Linked DNA regions of Homo sapiens: region 2 is linked to region 1. Evidence: read pairs that join two places in POLR2A ChIA-PET (ENCODE). Cell type or tissue: GM12878. All regions are shown on one strand. Each heading gives the region's core, and the rest is flanking DNA. Links, peaks and the distances in the headings are about the cores only.

The links. ChIA-PET counts read pairs that join two places held together with the same protein. Peaks named below come from ENCODE experiments on the same cell type or tissue, not always from the same donor. Only the 100,000 strongest peaks of a DNase experiment are listed, where the experiment ranks them.
Region 2: POLR2A ChIA-PET joins it to region 1 with 10 read pairs; 3 of 35 experiments call an interaction of 5 or more read pairs at or near these places.

The regions. Positions count from the first base shown.
Region 1 is chr17:2,070,775-2,076,143 of GRCh38, reverse strand. All of the region lies in intron 15 of SMG6 (SMG6 nonsense mediated mRNA decay factor), which reads left to right. LOC107984988 (a long non-coding RNA gene) reads right to left here and starts at 4,548. Exons shown (of 2, transcript XR_001752757.2): 1 at 4,424-4,548; 2 at 3,180-4,228. RefSeq lists enhancers at 1-239, 384-463, 240-929, 3,746-4,945, 5,316-5,369. In GM12878, for the core only: no CTCF peak of the experiment used is centred there; no DNase peak of the experiment used is centred there; H3K4me3 peaks cover 122 bases; H3K27ac peaks cover 1,275 bases.
Region 2 is chr17:2,337,999-2,343,367 of GRCh38, reverse strand. All of the region lies in intron 1 of SGSM2 (small G protein signaling modulator 2), which reads right to left. Among named protein-coding and RNA genes, the nearest start is that of SGSM2, 3.2 kb to the right of the region's middle. RefSeq lists a silencer at 5,184-5,369. In GM12878, for the core only: no CTCF peak of the experiment used is centred there; no DNase peak of the experiment used is centred there; H3K4me3 peaks cover 435 bases.

The DNA of each region.
Region 1 (5,369 bases), core at 155-5,154:
ATGGGGTTGAAAAAAATCCTCCTGGCCCCCAGGATAGCTATAAAGTCCAAGTGAGATCTGGGGCTGTAACCACACCCCCACTTCCCTGCTCTTACCTAGACCCCTGGGCCGCCTAAGCTCTTCTGTGAGCATGGGGGAGGTGAGGCCTGGTCTCCCTCTGCAGCCTGTCCCTCCCTGCTTCCGGCGTTGCACAGAGGCTGGTGAGTGGGGCCGACTGGAGGTCAGAAAAGGGGTGTGGGGAGCTCTCAGAGCCTGTGCAGCTGGAGCTGCAGCGCCCAGGCAGGCCCCTGGATGCTGGGGGCGCCAAGTCCGCCCACCCAGGGCTTTGAGGCCACACTCTCCGGCTCAGCCCACGCTCTGTCTTGTTGCCTGAGACAGCTCCTCCTGTGGGTTCTGCCCACCTTGCTGCTTTTCTCCTGAGTTCTTTTTGTTCCCATTGCCATTTGGAGTTGTTCAGAGACCAGGGCAGGGTACATGGTTTGGGAAGTTGGTCAGAAGTGTTTGATTCCTAACCAAACCACCAGGGCAAAGCAGTCACTGAAAATGCTCCTCCAGGCATGAGGCGTGGCCTCTTGGCACCTCATGCTGGCCCTGGCCCTGTGAATCCCCCGCTTCCTCACTGCCTCTCTGAGGCTTTGCTGTGATTTGTGCTGCTGTCGGGCGGGGTCAGGTTTCCTGAGCAGTTGCAAACATCCCACCTGAAACATAACAGGCTCTTCCTCTGGCCACATCTATTGTTTCCCTCAGCATTATGGCCACAGTCTTGCTCTGTGGCCAGCAATGACATGTGTTCTCAAAATAGCTTCTCTCCCCTGTCCCTTTCCCGCCCACCCGCCCTCCTGAAGATGTAGTCCCTCCTTTGTGGTGGCCCCAGGAGTTCCACTCTAAATTTAGCTGCCGTCCATTCATACTGCCACCCAGCTAGGGGGGGCTGTTGTGGAACAATGGGGTATACACAGAGCCCCCCACACCTGTATGGAAGCTGGCGGAAGGCAGACACTCAGGCCTGGCTCCTGGCTGTCGGAGACAGGGTGGGAGCCAGCACAGCACCAGGCCGGGGGCACGTTCACGTCAAGGCAGGAAAGCACATCAGCCTGTGGAGCGGGCATCCGCCCTTCCCACCCAGACCCGCTCCAGCCTCCCCAAAACCTGAGTGCTGGGCCCCAGCTTTTGCTCCAGCACCATCCACTGGGGGCCTGGCTTCCCACAGAGTGGCCAGGCCACTGTCTGAAACGCCCTCAGGCTGCTGCTCAGAGCAAGCTCAAAGGTGTCATGCTTAGCCCTGCCCCTCCCTCTCCATCAGGAAAGGGCCTGCCTGCTTCTTTGGCTTTTTAGATCAAGTTATCAGTTAAAATTCAATCCGATTATCTTTAAGTGCCCTTCAGCTCTGAGAGCCAGTGACTGAGCCCACTGTCCCCCGAAGTCCTATGATACAACAGGCGGTATGGGAGGTATGACAATGGAAACTGCAAGAAAAGTAGGCAGTTCTCCTTGAGCACTTGACAGTCTAGTTTGAAAATAAGATGAGTCCTCCTAAAACAGTAAGAAATAGCAAACAAATTGCCATAGTTATCACTTTTAAAAAGAGTGCAAGAATATATTAAGCTCTGTGGTACATTTGGACATCCAGAAAAGGAGTTCTAAGCAGCAGTTTTTCATTTGCAGTGTACCCCAAATGAAGATGCTCCTCCTCCTGCTCCCAGGGGATGCTGCTGGTGGCTCTGCCTGCCTTTTCTAGCACCCTCAGTATCTGCCCTCGTTGGCTTCTGCTGGCCCAGGATGAACAGTTAGCCAGTGCTTATCTCACCCACTGTTCCTATTTTTATTTTATTTCCAGTTTTTCATGTACATCCACATAGTTAAGATACATATATACAATAAGTCTTTTCATAGAAATCAGAAGCGCGGGCATGGTGGCACACACCTGTAGTCCCAGCTACTCAGGAGGCTGAGGCGGGAGGATCACTTGAGCCTGGGAGTTTCAGGCTACAGTGACCTGTGATCGCACCACTGCACTCCAGCCTGAGTGACAGAGTTAGACTCTCTCTCTCTCTTTTTTTGAGATGGAGTTTTGCTCTTATCACCCAGGCTGGATGGAGTGCAGTGGCATGGTCTCGGCTCACTGTAACCGCTGCCTCCCGGGTTTAAGCGATTCTCCTGCCTCAGCCTCCCGAGTAGCTGGGACTACAGGCATGTGCCACCATCCCCGGCTGATTTTTGTAGTTTTAGTAGAGATGGGGTTTTACTATATTGTCCATGCTGGTCTCAAACTCCTGACCTCAAGTGATCCGCCTACCTCTGCCTCCCAAAGTGCTGGGATTACAAGCACGTGCCACCACGCCTGGCTAATTTTTATATTTTTAGTAGAGATGGGGTTTCACCATGTTGGTCAGGCTTGGATGAGACTCTGTCTCTTTTTTTTTTTTTTTTTTTTTGAGACGGAGTCTCGCTCTGTTGCCCAGGCTGGAGTGCAGTGGCACCATCTCGGCTCACAGCAACCTCTGCTGCCTGGGTTCAAGCAATTCTCCTGCCTCAGCCTCCCGAGTAGCTGGGATTACAGGCATGAGCCACCACGTCCAGCTAATTTTTGTATTTTTAGTAGAGACGGGGTTCCGCGATGTTGGCCAGGCTGGTCTCGAACTCCTGACCTCATGATCCACCCGCCTTGGCCTCCCAAAGTGCTGGGATTATAGGCGTGAGCCACCGTGCCTGGTCTGAGACTCGTGTCTCTTTAAAACAAAACAAAACAAAACAAAAAAACGCTGGGCACAGTGGCTTACGCCTGTAATCCCAGCACTTTGGGGGACCGAGGCGGGCGGATCACCTGAGGTCGGGAGTTTGAGACCAGTGTGGCCAACATGGTGAAACCCCATCTCTACTAAAAATACAAAAATTAGCCGGGCGTGTTGGCTCACGCTTGTAATCCCAGCTACTTGGGAGGCTGAGGCAGGAGAATCGCTTGAATCTGAGAGGCAGAGATTGCAGTGAGCCGAGATCACGCCACTACACTCCAGCATAGGCATCAGAGCAAGACTCCGTCTCAAACAAAACAAAACAAAACAAAACAAAAAAAACACATCAGTAGTCCTCTGCTCCACCCCTCCTCATCCCCAGTTCTATTTCCTGGTGGTTTCCCCCTGATATTTATGCTCTGGATATGTAGAAAATAAAAAATAGAGTTAGGAAGGAAGAAAGGAAGCTGGCATTTATTGAGTTACTAATATGTGTCAGGCACTTTGCTAGGTACTTTCATATATAAGGTGAATGTGGAAATTTCCTGTGTTACAAAGCTTCTAATTTCTGTTGAAGACATTGCTCTGGCCAGAGAGGCTCAGGGATGAATGATTCTTCACCCTGTAGAGGGAAGGAAGCAGCCGCACTCCCTATGGGAGCCCCTAAGCAGAAGGAAGACCTCAGAAGGCCCTCTCCTGGTCTTGCTCTGCTTCATGATCCAGGTTCTCCAAGTGCCACACCTCCTGTGTCAGCTCATTGAATTGCTGTTACTTGTAATGTTCAGTGTCTCAGCTTGCAGCGGTAAGCATCATAAGATCATCTCCACCGTAGAGAAGGAACTTAACCTGCAAAAGTTTTTCCTGGAGACCCAAGCCTGTTAGCTTCCTCCTTAGGTATTATTGTATATGATCTCTTTCCCAGTTCTCTGCCAGCTTGCTCCAGGAAACTCCCATACCTTAGAGAAAGTTAGTTACTTAGCACCTTCCAGAAACAGAATTATTTTTTTCTTCCACATTTTATGCCAACTTGGGTCCTTATTGCTACCAACCTGATTCAGAGTGTCCGTGTGTTGCTTGGGTTCCAAGGGCACTATCCAGGGATCACTGTGGCCCAACCTCAGCTGCTGTTAGAAGGTTCCTGTGGAACTCTCCTTCCGGGTCAGCACGCTTGACTCCATGCCAGGGCCAGTCTGTCTGAACCACAGCATTCCGGTTGCACCCCCCTCACCCCCACCAGAGGCTTCTGCAGCTTTTTACTCATACAAACAAAAATAAACCTCACTACCGGCCTCTGAACTCTGCAGCGGCATGCTTCCCCTGCTCCCCAAGTGTCCCATGGCTGCGAGTGGGGACTTGGCACTCTCCCCACCGACATCACTTTTTCACTCCCTGCGCATCCTGTGTCCTCCTCTTACCGTGCGACCCAGAGATCGGAATGGGACGTGACGGCCGGCACAGGCGCCGTGCACAGCTGCCAGGAATCTGACGGGTAAAATCTGGAAAAGTTGGGAGGGCAGATGCTAAACACACACACACACACAGCGCCACTCAGAAAGGGCCGGAAATGCAGACACCCGTAGAAGGGTGCCTGTGGACTCCGAAGCCCTCCTCCGCCTGCCACTCTTTTTAAGGGGACTGAGCCAGTCTTGTGACCCAGGTGTGACCCCCCCCGCCCAGAGGCCCACCGGTACCCCAGGAGAAAAGGGAGCAGCTTCATCTCATCTCCTGAGACTCCATGAGGGCATGCGGGGAACAGGAAGCAGTTGTTTGGTGACTCACTGGGCAGAGCCAGGTTAAGGGAAGTTGTCTGCGGGCGTCCCTGGGACCGGATGATGGCAGCACAGCTCTGACCACCCTCACGGGGCTTGGCCCCACCCCACACCCAGGGAAGCCCCCTCTGAAAGGCTGCGGCCTATTCACCTTTCTAGCTGCAAGCCAGAGCTAAGAACCCGGGGAATTTAGAGCGTCTCTGGACCTCGCTTCTAGATTTTTCTTCTGTCCTGCCATCAGAACACACAGGTAGGCTCAGTTTGTCCCCAGCATCCCTCAGCCACCTGGCTTCAAGGCTCTCCTGCCTAATTGCCAGCAATAGAGGTAGGATGGTACCAGGGCTTAGGAGCTGACTGTTCACATAGGGTAAAAAAAAAAATGGCAGCCACTTCCTTGATAGAGTCAGACCAGGCTGGACGGTTGTTTCTCAAGGCAGGAGAACTGAGATGGTAGTGGACTTGCGGGGCAGAGGCAGAGGCAGAGGCGCAGTGCAGAGCCGGACCCCCAGCCCCTGTCACTCCAGCTGCCACTGCTCCCACGTCTCCCTAAGCCATGCTTGTTCTGTCCCTGCTCACCCAGAAAGACAGATTTGAGAGCCACGGTACCAGGAGAGCATGCCTGGCAACAGAAGAGCTAGACGGAGAGCGCATGGCCTGAGAAATGAGGAACGAGAGTGCTGATGCTCCTCCGCAAGAGGAGAAAGGGCAGAGGGGTTTACTGAACCTGAGCAGGGACCATTTCCTGTTCTTACAAACTGCCCAAGCCAGGTTTGTTGGAATGCCTGTCACCCTCTAGGTGGCAGCCCTATGTAGAGGGTCAGTGACCCCGCCTCCCATGGGAAGGTAGCCCGCAGTAGTGGCACCTTGC
Region 2 (5,369 bases), core at 83-5,082, 270 kb before region 1:
TCTTTTGGAGGGGAAACCAGGGAAAGAGATGCCAAAAACCCATCAAACAATCAGTGCATGTTCCAGCCCAGGTGGAAGTGCCCTGCCTTGGAGAACAGGAATAGGATGCTGTTTGCTCATCTGTTCTCAGCTCACGAAGGGCTTCTGGGCAGATATACTGTCCTTTAGAGACAAACCATCTCGGTACAGCCTGCAGATAAACAACCTGCCCCTCCTCCTTTTCTCCCTATTCTCCAAGGTTAGGGGTAGGTCTCATACCTCAGGGACACCCTCTACATGCTCAAAAGCCCAGCCTTCTTTCCATCTAGGGTCTAGAACTCTGATGTTTGGGGTTCCCACCTGGATGTAAAAGTTCCCAAATACCTTGTAAGGTAAACAGTCATTTTTTTTTGAGATGGAGTCTCGCTCTGTTGCCCAGGCTGGAGTACAGTGGCGTGATCTCGGCTCACTGCAGCCTCTGCCTCCCGGGTTCAAGCGATTCTCCTGCCTCAGCCTCCCGAGTAGCTGGGACAACAGGTGCATGCCACCACGCCCTGCTAATTTTTGTATTTTTAGTAACGATGGGGTTTCACCATATTGGTCAGGCTGGTCTTGAACGCCTGACCTCAGGTGATCCACCCGCCCGGCCTCCCAAAGTGCTGGGATTACAGGCGTGAGCCACTGTGCTCAGTCATTTCTTTAAGAAAGCACTTAAAAAGAAATCTTTTTAACTGATGTGCAGTAAACATATAAAAGAACATATCACAATTACACAGCGTGGTGAATTTTCACAAACTGAACACTCCTGTGAAATCAGCAACTAGAGCAAGAAACAGAACATGTGACCAACACCCTCGCCTCATCACCTTCCCTTCTAGTCACTATTCCCCCTAAGGGTACCCACTCTCCTGATTCCAACACGACAGTTTTGTGGGTTTTTATACTTTTTTTGTTTGTTTGTTTCTGAAATGGAGTTTCGCTCTTTTGCCCAGGCTGGAGTGAAGTGGCGCGTTCTCAGCTCACTGCAACCTCCAACTCCCGGGTTCAAGAGATTCTCCTGCCTCAGCCTCCACAGTAGCCGGGATTACAGGCATGCACCACCACACCTGGCTTTTTTTTTTTTTTTTGTATTTTTAGTAGAGACGGGGTTTCTCCATGTTGGCCAGGCTGGTCTTGAACTCCTGACCTCGGTGATCCACCCGCGTTGGCCTCCCAAAGTGCTGGGATTACAGGTGTGAGCCGCCACCACACCCGGCCTGGGTTTTTATACTTTTTATAAGTGGAATCACTCAGCGTGTAGTGTTTTGTGACTAGTTTCTTTTGCTCACCTGTGTCATTCTGAAATTTGTTCATGTTGTGTATAGCTGTAGATTGTTCATTCTCCGTGCGCGTTGTGTACAGTTGTAGGTTGTTCACTCTCCGTGGTGTGAACGTACAAACACCCGGCGTTTGGGTGGTTTCCAGTTTGGGGCTGTTATGGATACTGCTGCTGTGAACATTGAGGACTGTCTTCTGGTGAACAAATGTTTGGGATTTATGTTTCTAGGCAAGGAATGTCTGATGCACACACTTTATTAGATATTGCCAAATTGTTCTCCAAAGTTGGTTATACCACTTTACACTCCCATGTATGAGGTTCTGGTGGTTCCCAACATTTAACCCAAACTCTGTTGATGTCCTGGGAGAACCTGCTAGCAGGCAGTCCTAGTACTGGAGATTATAGAGATTACCTAGTGCAGAATGTTACACATAAAGTGAGCCTTGGGTAGAGCTAGTCTTCCCCATTCTTTAGACAGGAATGTAATGTTCTGATGCTGTCCAGGTTCCCAAGACCCTTAGTCAAGACTGTATAGTTTGGAGGGTGGTAGAACCTCAAAAGCCTGGGGAGGCGGGAAGAAGGACCTGGAGGCCCCTCCCTGCCGGAAACTGCTAATGGTTAGTGCTCAGGTAAAAGGGGATCAGATCAATTAATGCAAATGCACTCTAAGCTGTTAAAAGCTTCCTAGACGGCTGGGCATGGTGGCTCACGCCTGTAATCCCAGCACTTTGGGAGGATCAGGCTGACCAAAATGGTGAAACCCCATTTCTACTAAAAATACAAAAATTAGCCAAGCATGGTGGTGGGTGCCAGTAATCCCAGCTACTCAAGAGGCTGAGGCAGAAGAATCACTTGAACCCGGAGGCAGAGGTTGCAGTGAGCTGAGATCGCACTCCAGCCTGGGCAACAAGAGTGAAACTCTATCTCAAAAAAACAAACAAACAAACAAAAAAAACTTCCTAGATTACCTCCCAAGGATGTTAGCATTCAACAGAGGATAATGTCACAGCTAAAGACCTGGAGGCATCTGAAGCAGGCTGATGGGGAGGATTTTTGGGTTGAAGGATCTGCAGATACCCCTAGAATTATACCAGTGGTCCTTTGTGAAAGGCCAGCCTGGTCTACCAATATTCCTGTTGTTTTTCCTTGCAGAAGGGACAGGATGTTTCTGTAGAAATTAAACACTGGGCCAGGCGTGGTGGCTCACGACTATAATCCCAGCACTTTGGGAGGCCAAGGTGGGCGGATCACGAGGTCAGGAGATCGAGACCATCCTGGCTAACATGGTGAAACCCCGTCTCTACTAAAAATACAAAAAATTAGCCGGGCGTGGTGGCAGGCGCCTGTAGTCCCAGCTACTCAGAAGGCTGAGGCAGGAGAAAGGCGTGAACCCGGGAGGCGGAGCTTGCAGTGAGCTGAGATGGCGCCACGGCACTCCAGCCTGGGCAACAGAGCGAGACTCCATCTCAAAAAAAAAAAAAGAAATCAAACACTGAAGGAGGAAAGGAGAAACATGAGTTCAGAGCAGGTCAACTTTTGTCAGGAATGATACGTAGCTGTGGCATATTCTGACATTTCTCACATTTTCTTAGGAATCACTTTTGGAGCAGTATAGTCCAGTTTCTAAGCACTGGTGGAAAAAGTCATCATCCTCTTAAAAAATATTTCCTGGCGGTCGCAGTGGCTCATGCCTGTAATCCCAGCACCTTGGGAGGCCAAGGCGAGGTCAGGAGATCGAGACTATCCTGGCCAACATGGTGAAACCCCATCTCTACTAAAATACGAAAAATTAGCTGGGTGTGGTGGCATGTGCCTGTAGTCCCAGCTACTTGGGAGGCTGAGGCAGGGAAATCGCTTGAACCCAGGAGCTGGAGGTTGCAGTGAGCTGAGATCGCACCACTGCACTCCAGCCTGGCGACAGAGCAAGACTCCGTCTCCAAAAAAAAAAAAAAGTATTTCCCATTATCTGTGACTAACCTCCAAAATTGAGCCATATCTATAATCCCAGCATATCCACCTCAAGTGTAGACACAAGTACTTTTCTATTTTGTTTACACTGTTCAAGTCTCTGTCACTAGACTGCTTCCTTTTGCAGGAGAATCAAGATTTCTCTTTTCATTGGGGAGAGCAGAATTGGGCTTAAATGCTGACTTGATACACCCCTGGCCTAAGAAATCCTTTTTTGGGCCTCTTCACAGCAAAGACATAATGAAGCTTCTCCCACAAGCGGGAAAGCTGATGGCTTCAACTACATCTTTACCAAGGGGAGGGGTGGGAACAAACATTAGGGCCTAGTAGCCAGGCCATGGCTAACGCATGAGAACCATCTAGAGATTTCCGGGACTTTTTTTTTTTTTTTTTTTGAGATGGAGTGTTGCTCTGTCGCCCAGGCTGGAGTGCAGTGGCACGATCTGGGCTCACTGCAAGCTCTGCCTCCCGGGTTCATGCCATTCTCCTGCCTCCCAAGTAGCTGGGACTACATTCGCCCGCCACCACGCCCAGCTAATTTTTTGTAGAGAGAGGTTTCACCGTGTTAGCCAGGATGGTCTCGATCTCCTGACCTCGTGATCCGCCCGTCCCAGCCTCCCAAAGTGCTAGGATTACAGTCGTGAGCCACCATGCCCAGCTTTCTTTTTTAGACGGAGAGTTGCTCTGTCGCCCAGGCTAGACTGCAGTGGTTCGATCTTGGCTCACTGCAACCACACCTCCTGGGTTCAAGCGATTCTCCTGCCACAGCCTCCCGAGTAGCTGGGATTACAGGTGCCCACCACTGTGCCTGGCTAATTTTTGTATTTTTTGTTTTTTTCAGTAGAGATGGGGTTTCACCATCTTGGCCAGGCTGGTCTGGAACTCCTGACCTCGTGATCTACCCGCCTCAGCCTCCCAAAGTGCTGGGATTACAGGCGTAAGCCACCGCGCCTGTCCACTTTCCAGGATGTTATGAGAGTCCAGACGCTTCCCCAACCCTGAAACTCTAATTACGGCTCAGCTAAGGTAAACTTTTTTTTTTTTGAGACGGAGTCTCACTCTGTCGCCCAGGCTGGAGTGCAGTGGCACAATATCGGCTCACTGCAATCTCCACCTCCCAGGTTCCAGCGATTCTCCTGCCTCAGTCTCCCGGGTAGCTGGGATTACAGGCACGCACCACCACCCCTGGCTTATTTTGGTATTTTTAGTAGAGACGGGGTTTCACTATATTGGCCAGGCTGATCTCGAACTCCTGAGCTCAGGTGATCCACCCACCTAGGCCTCCCAACGTGCTGGGATTACAGGCGTGAGGTTATATATATATATATTAGGGAGACGGCATAGAGACTCAAGGTCACACAGAATTAGGTCCAGACTATTCCAAAATGTATGCTTTCCAAACACCAGGCCTCGAAGTCTCCAAAATCAGCACATTTATTTACCAAACAGTCACGGAGTGCCTACAGTATGCCAGGCACTGGATACAAGGCAGTGGACAAAACAGAGGGTCTCCTGCCCTGGTGGAGTTTACTTACCAGGCAGACAACAGCCACAGAGGCAGGCAGGGGAAGGAGGCCCAATGTATTCTAAGCTGCGCTGTGGGTTGGAGCTCTCCAGCTCTCATATGGGAGTGAGTCATTCACATGGTCACTGCCCCCCACCCGAAATGGAAATGGGCTTTTGGGCAGGGTCAAGGTAAACGGAGTTAGTAGAGGGAAGGACTACTTCTCTTTCTGAAGTAGGGGGGCTTCCCTCAAAAGGGAAAAACTTCCGAGTGTTAAAAACCATTCCAAACAAGCCCCTGGTCCCTGGCTAAGGAGGTGGGCGTGGAGGGAGAAACTGAGGTGTGCGGCGCACCCCTCCGGCAGCGATCACTCCGTAGCTGGAGGCACAGCGGACGTCGGACAAGGGGGAGCTCAGCCCGCACGACACCCACTTAGGACGTGGGGAAGCTCGGCCCGCACGACACCCACCTGCGCCGCGGGAGCTCGCGCGGGGCCCCGCCCCCTCCCCTGGCGGCGCGGGCACTGAATGGGCAGCTCCGGATCCAGCCATCCCCGCCATCGCCGCCACCCCTCCCCCGGCCTTGGGCTCCCAGCGCCGC